Regions from separate parts of the Homo sapiens genome. Here region 1 is linked to region 2. The links are chromatin loops, found by intact Hi-C in ENCODE. Cell type or tissue: Caco-2. All regions are shown on one strand. Links, peaks and the distances in the headings refer to the core of each region. The heading gives the core; the rest is flanking DNA.

Region 1 (2,919 bases), core at 145-2,644, 340 kb after region 2:
AGAGAGTGAAGTGAGATGATTCTTGAGATCAAAGAATGTAGGAGCTGGAAGAAAAGTCAGGCATCATCTTCCATCCCTTCATTTTACAGATGTATAATTAGAGATTAGAAGGGGTTCAGAAGCCATGCCATCTACTCCTTCCTTGGACCACTGGGGAAACTGAGGCCCACATAGGGAAAGAAAGTGACTATTCTGGTGTACTTTAATCCATGCACTTTATCCCAGGGAGCCAGGAGACTATCTCAGAAATATCTCTTCAGTCTCAACTACTTTCAACCTTCCAAAGCTAGACTGGAGAGGAAGAAGATGGTGGGTAACCAATGAATGAAGGAAAACAATGAGAAGTACCCTCATTGGGGAAAAAATGGTTGGAAAACACTAGGGTTAATCAAGGCAGGCAGGTTTCTTTACTAAGTATAAGTCTTAGGGCCATACAGCTTTGTGAGTCTACAGGTGAGGCTGTGTTGTGCAGCATCCCTCAGATGGCTGGATCACGGATGCTTTCCCTTGGAGTGTAGCATCTCAGGAGGCTGGAGTTATGGACCACCCCTGAGGAAACACTATGTAAGCTATAGGCAATTTTTAAGCCATAAAGAAAAATATTTTCTTATTTTTAGTATAAAAAATTTTACACCCATGCAATTGATTTTAAGCAACATTCAACTATATTGAAGGATGATTTTAAGTGAATTTAAAGACTCAATTTGATAGTTTTTCAATGATTCGTAACATTTGTCATGAGAAGTATAGGATTTGCTCCTTCCATTTATATTTATACTTTATTTTATTTTTGAGACAGTCTCACTCTGTCACCCAGGCTGGAGTGCAGTGGTGCTATCTCAGCTCACTGCAACTTTTGCCTCCCCGTTTCAAGCGATTCTCCTGCCTCAGCCTCCTGAGTAGCTGGGATTATAGGCGTGAGCCACCATTCCCAGCTAATTTTTATATTTTTAGTAGACATGGGGTTTCACCATGTTGGCCAGGCTGGTTTTGAACCCCTGACCTCAGGTGATCCACCCACCTCAGCCTCCCAAAGTGCTGGGATTGCAGGTATGAGCCACCGCACCCAGCCTCCTTCCACTTTTCATTCTTCTGATGTGGCAGTTAATTCTCGATGTCTTCTATTTTTTTTAACCTGGAAATTTAACATGTATATTTAGCTTAATTTCTCAAGTTAATATCTTTACCCTTCTCCTGACCAATTCAACGACCTAAGTATGCTTAAACTCTAACCACTCCCCACTGACTTATATGCCATTATTGCCCAGTGTTTTAGTTGTGTCTTATGTCTGGAAGCCCCTACAGTAGACATTACAACTATTGTTTTATATACCAACATTCATATAGATTTGTTCACATGTTAACCACTTTGCTTTCTTTCTTTCATTCTTTCGTACATCTCAGACTTTTGAGTTCTCTTACTGAAGATCTGTTTATAACAAACTATTTTGCTTTGTTTACAAATTTCTTTATATCACTTTTTATTCTTAAAGGGTAGTTTTATTTGGTACTAAATCTAGGTAGTGGTTACCGTCTCTAAAGTTCAATTTCCTCATCTGTTAAAAGTGGAGAGTAAATATCTTCCTTAGCGATTTCATGAGGGGGTTCTTGGGAGCATCACATGGCATAATGACTAAAAGCTTTCAGTGAACAAAGCTCAGGTGTTGACGCTGTCTTCTGTGCCCTGAGAAAACCCTGGGAGTTGTGTAAGACACTGCTTGCTTTCAGTAAACATGCTCTTTGCCAAAATGTCCTAACACACTGTTGCTCAACCTTGTTTTCATTATTGATGATTGTCCCTGTAAGGAGCCTTTTTAGATTTTTTTCCCTAATTGCCCCCTCCTCTCATGGAAATTTGATACTACGAGTAAACTGCAAATCCATTGGGCACTATATGTATATCTGTCCTTTATACCTAGAAGGAGTAAATACTTTTTTTTTTTTTTCAATTGGCCACCAAGAACTAGCTTTTGCTCTCTTGAGGGCAATATCGCCCTTGCTGAGAATGTGTGTTCTAGTGGCATTAGAACATTGGCAGCATTTTCAAACTGCAGTGCTGCCTAAGCATTAAACGATCAGGTGCCGGGTGCAGTGGCTTAGCCGGGTACAGTGGCTCATGCCTGTAATCTCAGCACTTTGGGAGGCCAAGGCAGGCAGATTGCTTGAGCTCAGGAGTTCAAGACCAGCCTGGGCAACATGGTGAAACACCATCTCTACAACAAATACAAAAATTAGCTGGGTGTGGTGGCTCATGCCTGTAGTCCCAGCTACTTGGGAGGCTGAGGTCAGAGAATTCCTCAGGACTTTGATGCTGCAGTGAGCCATGATCGTGACACTGCACTCCAGCCTAGGTGACAGAGTGAGACCCTGTCTCAAACAAAACAAAACAAAACAACAAAACAAAACAGGATCGGGCTTTGGAATTGGGTAGACCTGGAATTAAATCCTTGCTGTCATTGAGTAGATGTGTCACATCAGGTAGAGCTACTTCGCCTCTCTAAGCCTGTTTTAGATCTCAAACATGGTGACAGTATTTAAATAGGCATTTAGTACCGTGCCCAGAACATAGTATTTAATAAATGTTAGCTACTAACAAACATTTCCAAAAGAGGGTAATCCTTAACATTTTTCTTTTCCTATAACATATTTTAACATATTTAGTTATTATAAAAGTAAGTTATTTATGTCCACCCCCTCTCCAATTCCCCACACCATAAGGGACATGGAACTGGCCCGGTGAGGAGGAGAAGGACTCCCTGAGGGACTGGAAGGCAGCCCTGTGGCAGGGGAACAGAGAGAGGTCCTGGCAGGTTGACTCTCAGGGTGGCTATGCAGAGGCCACCACTAGGGTCCAGCTACTTCTGACCACACTGGAGGACATTTCTCTAAAGGTCTTAAAGGAGAATGAGAACTTGCTAA
Region 2 (2,919 bases), core at 224-2,723:
CAACTGCTTCATTTATCACTGTTTTTCTGGGTTTTTGAATCCTAGTGGGAGCCAGTTATTCTAGCAAAATCCTTCATGCTTTAATGTCTGGGGTTTACAAATGATGCTCACCTATTTCTCATCTAACTCTTCATATTGCAATCAAAGAGGCAAGAGATGACCAAGATTTTTTTCATAAAAGGACTCTAGTATTTGAGGGACTGGAGTGGTCAGAATATGGTCTTTTAAAAAGAAAACAGTAGGCTGGGCACGGTGGCTGATGCCTGTAATCCCAGTACTTTGGGAGGCTGAGGCAGGTGGATCACTTGAGGTCAGGAGTTTAAGACCAGTCCGGCCAACGTGGTGAAACCCTGCCTTTACTAAAAATATAAAAATTACCCAGGCATGGTGGTGGGTGCCTGCAATCCCACCTACTCAGGAGGCTGAGGCGGGAGAATCTCTTGAAGCCAGCAGGCAGAGGTTGCAGTTAAGCACCAAGATTGTGCCACTGTACTCCAGCACGGGCAACAGAGGAGCAAGACTACACCTCCCCCCCCCAAAAAAAAAAACAAAAAAACAACAAAAAAAAACCAGCAAAGAAAAGAGTAACTTTCACTGAGGTATAAGACCCAGACTCTTGGGGAAATTACATTCAAAACTAGGGATTTTTTTTTTTTTTGAGACAGTTTCCCTCTTATTGCAATGGCCTGATCTCGGATCACTGCAACCTCGCCTCCCAGGTTCAAATGTTTCTCCTGCCTCAGCCTCCCGAGTAGCTGGAATTACAGGCATGTGCCACCATGCCTGGTTAATTTTGTATTTTTAGTAGGGATGGAGTTTCACCGTGTTGGCCTGGCTGGTCTCAAACTCCTGACCTCAAATGACCTACCTCAGCCTCCCAAAGAGCTGGGATTACAGGTGTGAGCCACCGTGCCCGGCCAGGTTTCTTATTGACCTCAGGTGATCCGCCCGCCTCAGCCTCCCAAAGTGTTGGGATTATAGGCGTGAGCCACCACGCCCGGCAAAACTAGGGATTTTTAAAATTCAGTTTGAGGTGGTGATAAAACATAAAGTGGCAACGGCAAAGAGAACTGAGCATAATACAAATAGGTAAATGAAAAGAGCATAAAATTAAATAATTTTAAATCAATATTAAACAATGTCAACAGACACAATTTGGGGTGGCTAATTCATAATTCCCCCAGGTGGCCATGTCTGCACTACCCTATCCTTCATTTGAGAAACTATCCACTCTCCCTCCTATTTTTCTAAACATTGGTTCTAAATGAGAACTCTTATCTTCCTACATGACCCTGCCCTTTCAACACATAATGATTAACAGGGGGATGAAATTTTGATGTAACAGGACCAAAGTCCTGCCTTAGAATTTCTCAAACTAGTGTTGAGGGAGGGAAACTTTGAGGATGTTGTTCCAGAGCTACCGGTAGCCATGACCACTGCTGCTGGGGGAAGATCATTTCAGAGAATAAAGCCAACATATAGAGAGAAATGGAAGAGACAGAGTTCTAATGATAATGTATAACTTACCCTCAATTATGTACATAATACATATTTTACTTTATATTAAGCATGACACACACTTCCCATGGTTATTCTAAGAATTAAAAAAAATAATGAACATAAAGGCACTTTGTAAACTAAGTTTATCAGGGCTTACTATTCAACGAATGCAATCACTTTGTCTTTCAATTTAAAAAGTATGCACATATATAAAGTAGAAAAGGTAGGTAATAAAATTCAATGTAAGATATGACTATAACCATAAAACAAATGCACAAGACCAGGGGCCTGCAAACTGGCTACACAGCCAAATCTGGCCTGTCAACTGTTTTTGTGTGGCCTGCACACAAAGAATGGTTTTTGCATTTTTCAATGTTTGGGGAAAAAAATGAGTAAAAGAATTTTTTGCAATATGTGAAAGTTACCTTAAGTTCAAATTTCAGTGTCCATAAATAAAGCTTCACTGGAACACAAGCAGGCTCATTTGTTTACATATTGTTTATGGCTGCTTTCATGCTACAACAGAGTTAAGAAGCTGCCTTTACAGAAAGTTGCCAACCCCTATGCAAGACTATAAAGATACACACCAAAACACTTAAAATTATTGTGTCAGGAAGTCAGGATCATAAGTAATTTCATCTAGTCTCTACCTTTCCAATGTCTGAGATGTGATATTACTTTTTATGAAAACAAAACTTAAAAAAATAGCTTCTATCTGATTTCCCATCATTCACTGTATAGCTCATCTAATTCATCTAAGTCTTCCCCACATCACTAAATAGTACTACCAAGTTGATCAAGCTGAAAAACTAGGAGTTATCTGTGATTCATTGGTTTTCTTCGTCCCTTACATCCATTCATCAAGCACATCCATAGGCCCCTCAAAATATATCCCAAACCCTACCGTTTCTTTTGCCATCACTACTCAAACTCTAGTCACCATTATCTTTCATCACTACTCCTGCAAGAACCTCCTAACTATGACCTGACATTGTGGGGGGACTCAGCAGGAGGAGGGAATGGGAGGGAAGAGACTTAAGGTTGCAAAGAATAGAAAGTCTGGCAACAAAAGAGAATATAGATAACACATACACACTCAAATAGTCTAAAGCTTAAGTTCTATCATCCTGACAAGAACATCTTTAATTCTTAAAATAATTTTCTCAAGGAATATTTCTGCTTTCTTTTAACAAATCTTGCCTCTTCCCTGCATTTCTAAATTTAAAATCAAATTATAAGCACCTCTTCTGGTTGTAAAACACCATCACCTAAAAAAAAAAAGAGCCCAATTTTGATGACTTTTTTTTTCCTCTTTGCATTTCAGATTGGGAATTTTGACTTCGTAATATGTCTCATGATGTTAGTAACCAAGGAAATGGATTAGCTGTCTTCATATAGCTATATAATTAAATAAAATTT

The links. A loop is a pair of places that touch in the nucleus more often than their neighbours do. Peaks named below come from ENCODE experiments on the same cell type or tissue, not always from the same donor. Only the 100,000 strongest peaks of a DNase experiment are listed, where the experiment ranks them.
Region 1: a loop joins it to region 2, with 3 times the contacts of the local background. A loop is called at or near these places in 7 of 110 quality-filtered maps.

The regions. Positions count from the first base shown.
Region 1 is chr2:41,847,060-41,849,978 of GRCh38, reverse strand. No RefSeq gene overlaps it. Among named protein-coding and RNA genes, the nearest start is that of LINC01913, 29 kb to the left of the region's middle. In Caco-2, for the core only: no CTCF peak of the experiment used is centred there; a DNase peak (open chromatin) is centred at 1,683.
Region 2 is chr2:42,189,862-42,192,780 of GRCh38, reverse strand. The region is part of intron 1 of EML4 (EMAP like 4); the gene reads right to left. Among named protein-coding and RNA genes, the nearest start is that of EML4-AS1, 21 kb to the right of the region's middle. In Caco-2, for the core only: no CTCF peak of the experiment used is centred there; a DNase peak (open chromatin) is centred at 1,410.